2 separate regions of the Homo sapiens genome follow, and region 2 is linked to region 1. Evidence: read pairs that join two places in POLR2A ChIA-PET (ENCODE). Cell type or tissue: OCI-LY7. All regions are shown on one strand.

What was found. ChIA-PET counts read pairs that join two places held together with the same protein. Peaks named below come from ENCODE experiments on the same cell type or tissue, not always from the same donor. Only the 100,000 strongest peaks of a DNase experiment are listed, where the experiment ranks them.
Region 2: POLR2A ChIA-PET joins it to region 1 with 7 read pairs; 2 of 35 experiments call an interaction of 5 or more read pairs at or near these places.

Annotation. Positions count from the first base shown.
Region 1 is chr1:21,737,033-21,742,032 of GRCh38, reverse strand. The region is part of intron 8 of USP48 (ubiquitin specific peptidase 48); the gene reads left to right. It also overlaps the pseudogene LOC124904736. Among named protein-coding and RNA genes, the nearest start is that of USP48, 44 kb to the left of the region's middle. In OCI-LY7, no CTCF peak of the experiment used is centred here; no DNase peak of the experiment used is centred here.
Region 2 is chr1:21,850,085-21,855,084 of GRCh38, reverse strand. It overlaps HSPG2 (heparan sulfate proteoglycan 2), which reads left to right. Exons shown (of 97, transcript NM_005529.7): 48 at 102-237; 49 at 320-474; 50 at 742-892; 51 at 2,015-2,166; 52 at 2,253-2,385; 53 at 2,852-2,997; 54 at 3,159-3,294; 55 at 3,388-3,539; 56 at 4,587-4,722; 57 at 4,893-5,000. Among named protein-coding and RNA genes, the nearest start is that of LDLRAD2, 40 kb to the right of the region's middle. RefSeq lists an enhancer at 1,970-3,169. In OCI-LY7, no CTCF peak of the experiment used is centred here; a DNase peak (open chromatin) is centred at 2,604.

The DNA.
Region 1 (5,000 bases):
CATCTTTACCCTCAATGATCTCAAAACATTAAGCAATCGACACTCTCCTAAATTATTTTAAGATGGTCTTGCTCTGTCACCGAGGCTGGAGTGCAGTGTAGCACGATCATGGCTCACTGCAGCCTTGACCTCCCAGACTCAAGCAATCCTCCCACCTCAGCCTCCTGAGTAGCTGGGACCACAGGTGTATAGTACCATGTCTGGTTAATTTTTTAAGTTTTTATAGACTGGGTCTCTCTGTGTTGCCCAGGCTGGTTTCGGACTTACGGCCTTAAGCAGTCCTCTTGCCTCGGCTCACAAAGTCCTGGGATTACAGGCGTGAACCACCACACCTGGCCTATTTTTCATATGTATTTTAGTTCTACCTTTTTTAAAAAAGAAACTTACAGACTATCTTATATAGGAATCTTGGTGTTTAGTTTACCCACCTCCTTTGTTTATCATTCTTTGCATTCTAGACCTTCCATCTGGAAGAGTTTTAAACTATTGAATTAGAGCTTACAAAATTCTTTTAGTAAGGGTCTGTGGGTGAAAGATTCTTTTCACATATTATTGTCTGAAAGTGTCTATTTTGTCCTTGCGAAATTCATTTTCTCTAAGCATGGGTGGTTACTTTCACTCATTGAAGATATCATTGAAGAAGATAGCATTCTGTTGCCTTGGGGCATCCGTTGTTGCTGTTGAAAAGTTGGTTGCAGTCTAATTCTTGTCTCTACAAGAGGCCTGTTTTGTTTTGTCTAATTTTAAGACCTCTTCTTTGGTTTTGGTATCTTGCAGTGTCACTGTGACCAATTTTGGTTTGGTTTCTTTTTTAATTTTGATTCTTTAAAAATCTTTTCTGGTTTTCTAGTAGGAAAACCTGCTAGACAAATTCTAAAAGAGCTGTAACACTTGGTTTGATTTTTAATTGATTTATTATTCTCACCTAGGGCATCTGAAAATTTTCCAACTATTACCTCTGAATGCTTTTTCTCTTCTCCCTTTCCTTCTGGAATGCCAGTTAGATATGTGTTAGATTTTCTTACTCTATGTTGCATGTCGCCCAACTCTTCATTCATTTGTCCTGCATTCTGCATAATTTCTTCAGCTCTACCTTGTACTTTATTCGTTCTCTGTTCAGGTCAACCTGATCTGAGGTTAAACCATTTATAGAGTTTTGACTGTCGGTGACTGTGATTTCCATTTCTCGGAGTTTGATTTGGTTCTTCGTCATTTGATTTTCATTTTCTGTAATCTCTATTCCTCTTAATTTCATCATTTATTTCTTTAAACATACTTAAAATTTTATTTATGTATTTGCTATTTCCACTGACTGAGGTGAAAATCTTCACCAGTTTGATTTTGTTGCTGTTTGCTGCCTTGCAGTTAGAGTGACTTGTGATGTGACATGTGTGTGTTTTGATGGTACTCATTCCTTAGGATTGTCACTCGTCCCAGGACCACATCAAACAAAACTCTTGGCTTGGGGTTTTTCTGACTTCATAGGTAGTGTGAAATCATAGTAAAGAAATCTTTTTGAGGGCTAGCTTCTTATGAAGTTGTAATGGAGATTTCCTTTTGGTTTTTGATTTTTACCCCTAGGTCCCAAAATATAAGTATAAGGCAGATAATTTTCTCTTACCATTTCCTGTGGAGAGCAGATTCATTTTGATAATCTTCTAAACCAAAGAATTCTAGTTTCAAAGAAAATGTGGTATATATACACAATGGAATACTATTCAGGCTTAAATGGAAAGGATACTCTATCATGTGTGATCACATGGATGAATCTGGAGGACATTGTGCTATGTGAAACAAGCCGGGCTCAGAAAGACAAATACTGGCCTGGGCGCAGTGGCTCATGCCTGTAATCCCAGCACTTTGGGAGGCCAAGGCGGGTGGATCACCCGAGTTTGGGAGTTCAAGACCAGCCTGACCAACATGGAGAAACGCCGTCTCTACTAAAAATACAAAATTAGCCAGGCATGGTGGCGCATGCCAGTAATCCCAGCTACTCGGGAAGCTGAGGCAAGGGAATCACTTGAACCTGGGAGGTGGAGGTTGCAGTGAGCCCAGACAGCGCCATTGCGCTCCAGCCTGGGCAACAAGACCAAACTCCATCTCAAAAAAAAGACAAATACTGCATGATCTCATCGATACTATATATAGAATCTAAAAAAGTCAAACACGTACAAACAGAGAAGAAAATGGTGGTTACCAGAACCCAGGGAGTGGAGGTGGTGGATGGCAGAGGCGATGAGGAATGGGGAGGTGATGTTCAAAGAGTACAAAGCTTCGGTTCAACAGGACGAGTAAGTTTTGGAGCTTTATTGCATAGCATGGTGACTGCAGTTAATAATGCGTTGTGCATTTTGAAATAGCTAAAATAACAGATTTTAAGTGTTCTCACCACAGAAAATGGATATATTAGCTTGATTTAATCATTCCATGATGTAAACATATCAAACATCATATTGTACCCATAAATATATGCAAATATTATTTGTCTTTTTTTTTTTTTTTTTTTTTTTTTTTGAGACGGAGTCTTGCCTTGTTTTCCAGGCCGGAGTGCAATGGCATGATCTCGGCTCACTGCAACCTCCGCCTCCCGGGTTCAAGCAGTTTTCCTGCCTCAGCTTCCTGAGTAGCTGGGATTACAGGCACTCAATACCATGCTTGACTAATTTTTGTATTTTTAGTAGAGAGGGGGTTTCACCATGCTGGCCAGGCTAGTCTCAAACTCCTGACCTCAGGTGATCTGCCTGCCTCAGCCTCACAAAGTGCTGGGATTTAGGTGTGAGCCACTGCGCCCAGCCTGTTTGTCAATTAAAAAAAAACCTTAGTTTCCTGGTGGGAGTCCCCTGTTAGACTCCTCACCTTTTATGAACCTTAGCTGTTGTCTCTGATCCCGTAAGCCCTTTGAGATACGGAAAAACAGAGTTCAAGTCGATCATAGTGTTCCCCTAACACTCGCAGAGGGAAACTCTGTTGTCCTTACTACATGGCTTATTGCCTTCACATGGTATTGGGCTTCTGATAATTCTTATTTTCTTGACAATGCATTTAGAAAGATTTAAAAATATTTTTATCTTACCCAGTATCTTCAGTGTTTTCAGCTGGGGTGAGTTCAGTGGGTTTTGGCCCAGGTATTAATCTGCATTACTGTTTCCCCATCTATGCTTCAAGAATGCAGGGACTCTGTTCCTTTAGTTAATTAACTGCTGTATCCTTCATGCCTGAAACCGTGTCCAGTATGTTTACTGTTTGTCTAATGAGTGATTGGCTATACTCTGCTGTGATGTACTCTTTTGCATTTTTAAGGAAATTATAGCAATGAAATAGTCAAATTCTAGCCTGGGCAAGACAATGAGACCCTGTCTATAAAAAAAAAAAATGGGCCGGGCGTGGTGGCTCACACCTGTAATCCCAGCACTTTGGGAGGCCGAGGCAGATGGACCACTTGAGGCCTGCAGTTTGAGACCAGCTTGGCCAACGTGGTGAAACCCCATCTCTACTAAAAATACAAAAACTTAGCCAGGCATGATGTTGGGTGCCTGTAATCTCAGCTACTTGGGAGGTTGAGGCAAGAGAATCGCATGACCCCAGGGGGGCGGAGGTTGCAGTGGGCCGAGATCACACCATTGCACTCTGGCCTGGGCAACAAGAGTGAAACTCCATCTCAAAAAAAAAAAAAAAGGCCAGGCGTGGTGGCTTATGCCTGTAATCCCAGCACTTTGGGAGGCCGAGGCAGATGGATCACCTGAGGTCAGGAGTTCGAGACTAGCCTGGCCAACATGGTGAAACCCCGTCTCTACTAAAAATACAAAAATTAGCCGGGTGTGGTGGTGTGTGCCTGTAACCCCAGCTGCTTGGGAGGCTGGGGCAGGAGAATCACTTGAACCCAGGAAGCAGAGGTTGCAGTGAGCCGAGATCACGCCATTGCACTCCAGCCTGGGCAACATGAGCAAAACTCCATCTCAAAATAAATAAATAAATAAATAAAAATGTACACCTGTCATCCCAGCTACTCCTGGAGGTTGAGGTGGGAGGATTGTTTAAGCCCAGGAGGTTGAAGCTGCAGTGAGCTATGATTGTGCCACTGCACCCTAGTCTGGTGACAGAACAAGACCCCGTCTCAGGGAAAAAAAAAAAAATTGTCAAAGATCTGTGCAAAGATTTGTACTGTAAAGATAATTATTATTGCTTATAAAGGCCCTCAAACATTACCAGTTTAAATAAGTGTTCATTAATGTGGATGTGGTTAGGCATATTATGGTAATTATATATAGTCATTATAAGTAATTTTTAGAAGAATAATGATGTGAAAAGATATTATTTGTTGGAAAAAAACTGTAGGTTTCAGTATTAATTGTGGTTATGTGGGTTTATTAATGAATTGTTTTGTTTTCCAGTAAATAACAGAACATGTATAGTGGAAGTGATCTTTTCTAACACATTTTCCCCATAATTGCTTTAAGTTGAGGATCTTTACAAGATGTTTCTCAAATTTTAAGACATTTTAGTTCACTTTGAAATGTAAATGTTCATTTATTGTCAATATTTTGATGTATGTATAAAGCCTTTTCTTTTTGAATACCGTGTAAAATATAGGCTATGATTTGTAGATTTTATTTAATTAAAATAGCATAGGAACTTAAAATACGAAGAAATCTGAGTGCAGTATCATTCTAGATTTTTTAAGTTTTCATCCCTATATTTTCCAACTGTTTGGCCTACACCTGTTTTTATTTTTATTTTTTTCCAGCTTTAATGAGGTAGACTTGGCAAATGAAACTTTGATCTGAAGGTGCTAATGTGATGATACATGTGTCTGTGAAATGGTGACCACAATTGTGAGTCTGCATGTGTCATCTCAACGCGCTGGGTGTTAGATCTCCAGATCAAAGTTTGTGCCCTTGGACAAATGCCTACACCTGTTTTGAGAGCAAATTTTCATGACTTGCCGTCAGTTTTTGCCAAAGCATTTATCTTCTCTTCTATAAACAATAGCCTTTTCATTT
Region 2 (5,000 bases), 110 kb before region 1:
TTGGCCCTGCACCTGCCTCTCCCTTTTATGCCCTATCTGTCCCCCTGGCCAGCCGTTGTCCAGCTGCCTCTGGGGCAGCTGACCCATCTCACCCACGGCAGGCCCGGTCAGAGCGCACAGACATCGCGACACTGCTCATCCCAGCCATCACGACTGCTGACGCCGGCTTCTACCTCTGCGTGGCCACCAGCCCTGCAGGCACTGCCCAGGCCCGGATCCAAGTGGTTGTCCTTTCAGGTACGGACTCTCTGGGAATGGAGGGGTGGGGAGGGCAAGCCAGGGCTCCCCTGGGGCCTGCTGACCCCTACTCTGGCCCCAGCCTCAGATGCCAGCCCACCGCCGGTCAAGATTGAGTCCTCATCGCCTTCTGTGACAGAAGGGCAAACACTCGACCTCAACTGTGTGGTGGCAGGGTCAGCCCATGCCCAGGTCACCTGGTACAGGCGAGGGGGTAGCCTGCCTCCCCACACCCAGGTATGTGGGCCCTGAGCCTATGGCAGGGGACCCAGGGTGCAGGGGCTGTGGCGGAGGCGGGGCCTGTACGCTGGGCGGGGGAGGCGGCACACTGCCCCACACGTTCCACCAGCAGAAGCCAGGCCTCATCTCCCTCCCTCCCAGTTTCTAGCATGGGATGGCTCGGAGCAGAGCCAGTGAGAGTTTGAATGAATCACTGAGGCTGAGGGAGTGGTGACAATAGCCCCCGTCCCTGTCCTCACGTACCTCTGGCTCCTCCTGGCCCAGGTGCACGGCTCCCGTCTGCGGCTCCCCCAGGTCTCACCAGCTGATTCTGGAGAATATGTGTGCCGTGTGGAGAATGGATCGGGCCCCAAGGAGGCCTCCATTACTGTGTCTGTGCTCCACGGCACCCATTCTGGCCCCAGCTACACCCCAGGTGAGGAGCCAGGTGTGGCTGGGCCGGGGCTGAGCCCTAGGAGCTCCCAAGGAAGATGCCTGTGGCTTCTTCAGTGGGACCAGGACAGGGGGGCATTCCAGGCAGGCTTTGACCCTTCAGCGCCTGCTCAGAGAGAGAAGGAGGTTGAGTGGACGGGAGGGAGGTTAAGGCTGGTCCAGCTTACCTGGGCTCCCTATGAGTGACTGTTTCAGAATTTGTCAGGAAGCAGCAGAATGTCCAGGTTGAATACTAAGCTGGGAGTCGGCTGACCTGGTTCAAATCCCAGATCTGCCCCTTAGCAACCTTGAACTAGCTTTTAACTTTTGGGGCCTCAGATTCATCTATGAAATGGAGCAGTACTGCCCACCTGCTTGGTCATGGTGTGGTTTTTTTATTATTTTATTTTATTTTATTTTATTTTATTTTATTTTATTTTATTTTTTTGAGAGAGAGTCTCGCTCTGTCACCCAGGCTGGAGTGCAGTGGCGCGTGATCTCGGCTCACTGCAAGCTCCGCCTTCCGGGTTCACACCATTCTCCTGCCTCAGCCTTCTGAGTAGCTAGGACTACAGGCACACCCGCCACCAGGCCGGCTAATTTTTTGTATTTTTTTTAGTAGAGACGGGGTTTCACCGTGTTAGCCAGGATGGTCTCGATCTCCTGACCTCGTGATCCGACCGTCTCAGCCTCCCAAAGTGCTGGGATTATAGGCATGAGCCACCGCGCCTGGCCAGTCATGGTGTGGTTTAAATGAGACAGTGTCTATGGAAAGTACTTGTGAGCACACGGAAGACGTCCTGTAGAAGGGAGGTGTCTCACTGTCATCCGCATCCTTGGGCGCAGCCTGGGTAGTAAAGCTTGCTGGTTCCCTATGGGCCAGAGGAGCTCATCATCAAGAAGTCATGGGTGGGTCAATGGGCCTCCAGCTTGTGGTTAGAGGCTGGGGAGGGAAGAAGCCATATTCGGCTGGCCATGTGGAGGCAGAAGGGTGTGGCCCTAGTCCCAGAAAGGCCACCTGTCGGCCGTCCCCACTAGGGCCTGGTCACAGCCCAGAGCCTTCTGCCCCAGGGCTACAGGTTACAGCCCAAGAGTTCAGGCCTCTGAGCAGCCGCTCTGTGTCCAGTGCCCGGCAGCACCCGGCCCATCCGCATCGAGCCCTCCTCCTCACACGTGGCGGAAGGGCAGACCCTGGATCTGAACTGCGTGGTGCCCGGGCAGGCCCACGCCCAGGTCACGTGGCACAAGCGTGGGGGCAGCCTCCCTGCCCGGCACCAGGTATGGCAGCCCCCCGGGACCACCTTGCTGGAGGGGCTGGATGGGACTGTTCCAGCCCCCTCCCAACCCACCCCATTTGCACACAGACCCACGGCTCGCTGCTGCGGCTGCACCAGGTGACCCCGGCCGACTCAGGCGAGTATGTGTGCCATGTGGTGGGCACCTCCGGCCCCCTAGAGGCCTCAGTCCTGGTCACCATCGAAGCCTCTGTCATCCCTGGTGAGTGACTCCCAGTGACATGGAAAGCTGGAGGAGGCAGAGAGGCCTCCGGGGTGGTGAGATCCAAGGGACCCCTCTTGCTGACAGGGCAGAAGGCCCACACCGGAGCTGGCTGCAGGGCCCTGCCCAGGCCGACTCCACCTGTCAGAGTAACCACCGCCTTCCCGTCACACTTTGCTTTGGCCACATGACTCCTCAGGCGTCCCCTCCCACCTCCTCTTCCTCTCTCCAACTCATCTCTGCCCTCATCTCTCTCACTTCCTCACTCCCCTCTGCAAGGCGTGGCCCATGCCCTGGTCCTCCCATCAGGGTTGCTGAGCTGAGGGCATCAAGTCCAGGCCCCCAGATGCCTGAAAAGCTGGATCTGGCCTTGAAACCCTGGGCTGAGCTAGCTGCAGGGTGGGCAACCCCTGCCCTCTCATCTCAGGAGCATCTACAACTCTCACTCCCATCCCCACTGCTGCAGGACCCATCCCACCTGTCAGGATCGAGTCTTCATCCTCCACAGTGGCCGAGGGCCAGACCCTGGATCTGAGCTGCGTGGTGGCAGGGCAGGCCCACGCCCAGGTCACATGGTACAAGCGTGGGGGCAGCCTCCCTGCCCGGCACCAGGTACAGGGCACCAAGAATGTGGGACGGGGCCATGGACAGTGGGTTGCAGGATCCTGGCCCCTAGGCTGAGGGGCTGGCACTTCCTAGATCGGGGGGACAGCGGTGGGGCATTTGCTGGCCTCCGGGAAGCCCCCCTCACACCTCTGCCCACGGCTGCCCAGGTTCGTGGCTCCCGCCTGTACATCTTCCAGGCCTCACCTGCCGATGCGGGACAGTACGTCTGCCGGGCCAGCAACGGCATGGAGGCCTCCATCACGGTCACAGTAACTGGGACCCAGGGGGCCAACTTAGCCTACCGTGAGTGGGGCCACCAGGCTGGGCTGGGATGCAGAGAACAGGCTGGAGTGGCTTCAGAGAACAGGAGTGACCGGTGACCATCTTATCCCTCAGCTGCCGGCAGCACCCAGCCCATCCGCATCGAGCCCTCCTCCTCGCAAGTGGCGGAAGGGCAGACCCTGGATCTGAACTGCGTGGTGCCCGGGCAGTCCCATGCCCAGGTCACGTGGCACAAGCGTGGGGGCAGCCTCCCTGTCCGGCACCAGGTATGGGACTGGAGGACAGACAGGCCAAGAAGAGGAAGCGGGTCCCTGGGTGGCGGAGGTTATTGGGGGAGGGCTAGAGGCTCCCCTGAGATCAGGAAGCCCTGGACCCCATTGCACAGATGTATAGTGCAGTGGTTAGAAACCAGAATCTAGGACTGACTAACCTGGGTGTGAATTCTGGCTCCACCACTTAGCTTGTGACCTCGGACAAGTTACTTAACCTCTCTGTGCTATAGTTTCAGGGCCTATAAAATGGTAACAATGGTACGTACCAGCCGGGCACGGTGGCTTACGCCTGTAATCCCAGCACTTTGGGAGGCCGAGGTGGGCGAATCGCCTGAGGTCGGGAGTTCGAGACCAGCCTGGCCAGTATGGTGAAACCCCATCTCTATTAAAAATATAAAAATTAGCCGGGCATAGTGGCAGGCGCCTGTAATCCCAGCTACTCGGGAAGCTGAGGCAGGAGAATCGCTTGAACCCAGGAGGCGGAGGCTGCAGTGAGCCAAGATCACGCCATTGCACTCCAGCCTGGGCAACAGAGCGAGACTCAGTCTCAAAAAAAAAAAAAAAAGTACCTCACAGAATTATCTTAAAGATTAAAATATATGCAAAATCCTCAGAGCTTAGGCTCACAGAAAGTACTCTAAGCTGTTAATATTTTACTATAATGCCATTAGCTATTGTTGTTACCATATTTTGTAGAATTTAGGATACCACTGATTGCGAGATCCGCTATGATTTTATGTACCTCTAAGAAAAAGCTTCTATTTGTAAGGTTATTCATTGTAGATGCATCTTGATTTTGGAGACATCGAAATGTGTGTCTAGAATTGATGGGATGTGGTGTGAGTGTGTACCCAGCTCACTGGGGCTCCTCTGGTCTACCACCCCGCTGCTGGACAAGAGTCCCCCTTCCCCATGTGAAGGACAGGGAAACTGATCCAGAGCTGATGGCCAGGCCTTGGGGGTCAGAGTGAGGCAGGGTTGCAGGTTATAGGAACAGGGGTCTCCTGAGGGCTCCCTCTGACTCACCCCCATTCTGGCCAGACCCACGGCTCCCTGCTGAGACTCTACCAAGCGTCCCCCGCCGACTCGGGCGAGTACGTGTGCCGAGTGTTGGGCAGCTCCGTGCCTCTAGAGGCCTCTGTCCTGGTCACCATTGAGCCTGCGGGCTCAGTGCCTGGTGAGTAGCTCTCAGGGAGGGCAGGGCTGGGGACCCAGGGTGGGAGGCCCCCCACTCTTGCAACGGCAGGATCAGGAGGCCAAGCCGCAGACTGCACCTGCCTTGAGACCAGGAGCCCCATCTCATCTCACCTCCTAGCCGGCTATTGACCCTTTGCCCTCTGTCCCCAGCACTTGGGGTCACCCCCACGGTCCGGATCGAGTCATCGTCTTCGCAAGTGGCCGAGGGGCAGACCCTGGACCTGAACTGCCTCGTTGCTGGTCAGGCCCATGCCCAGG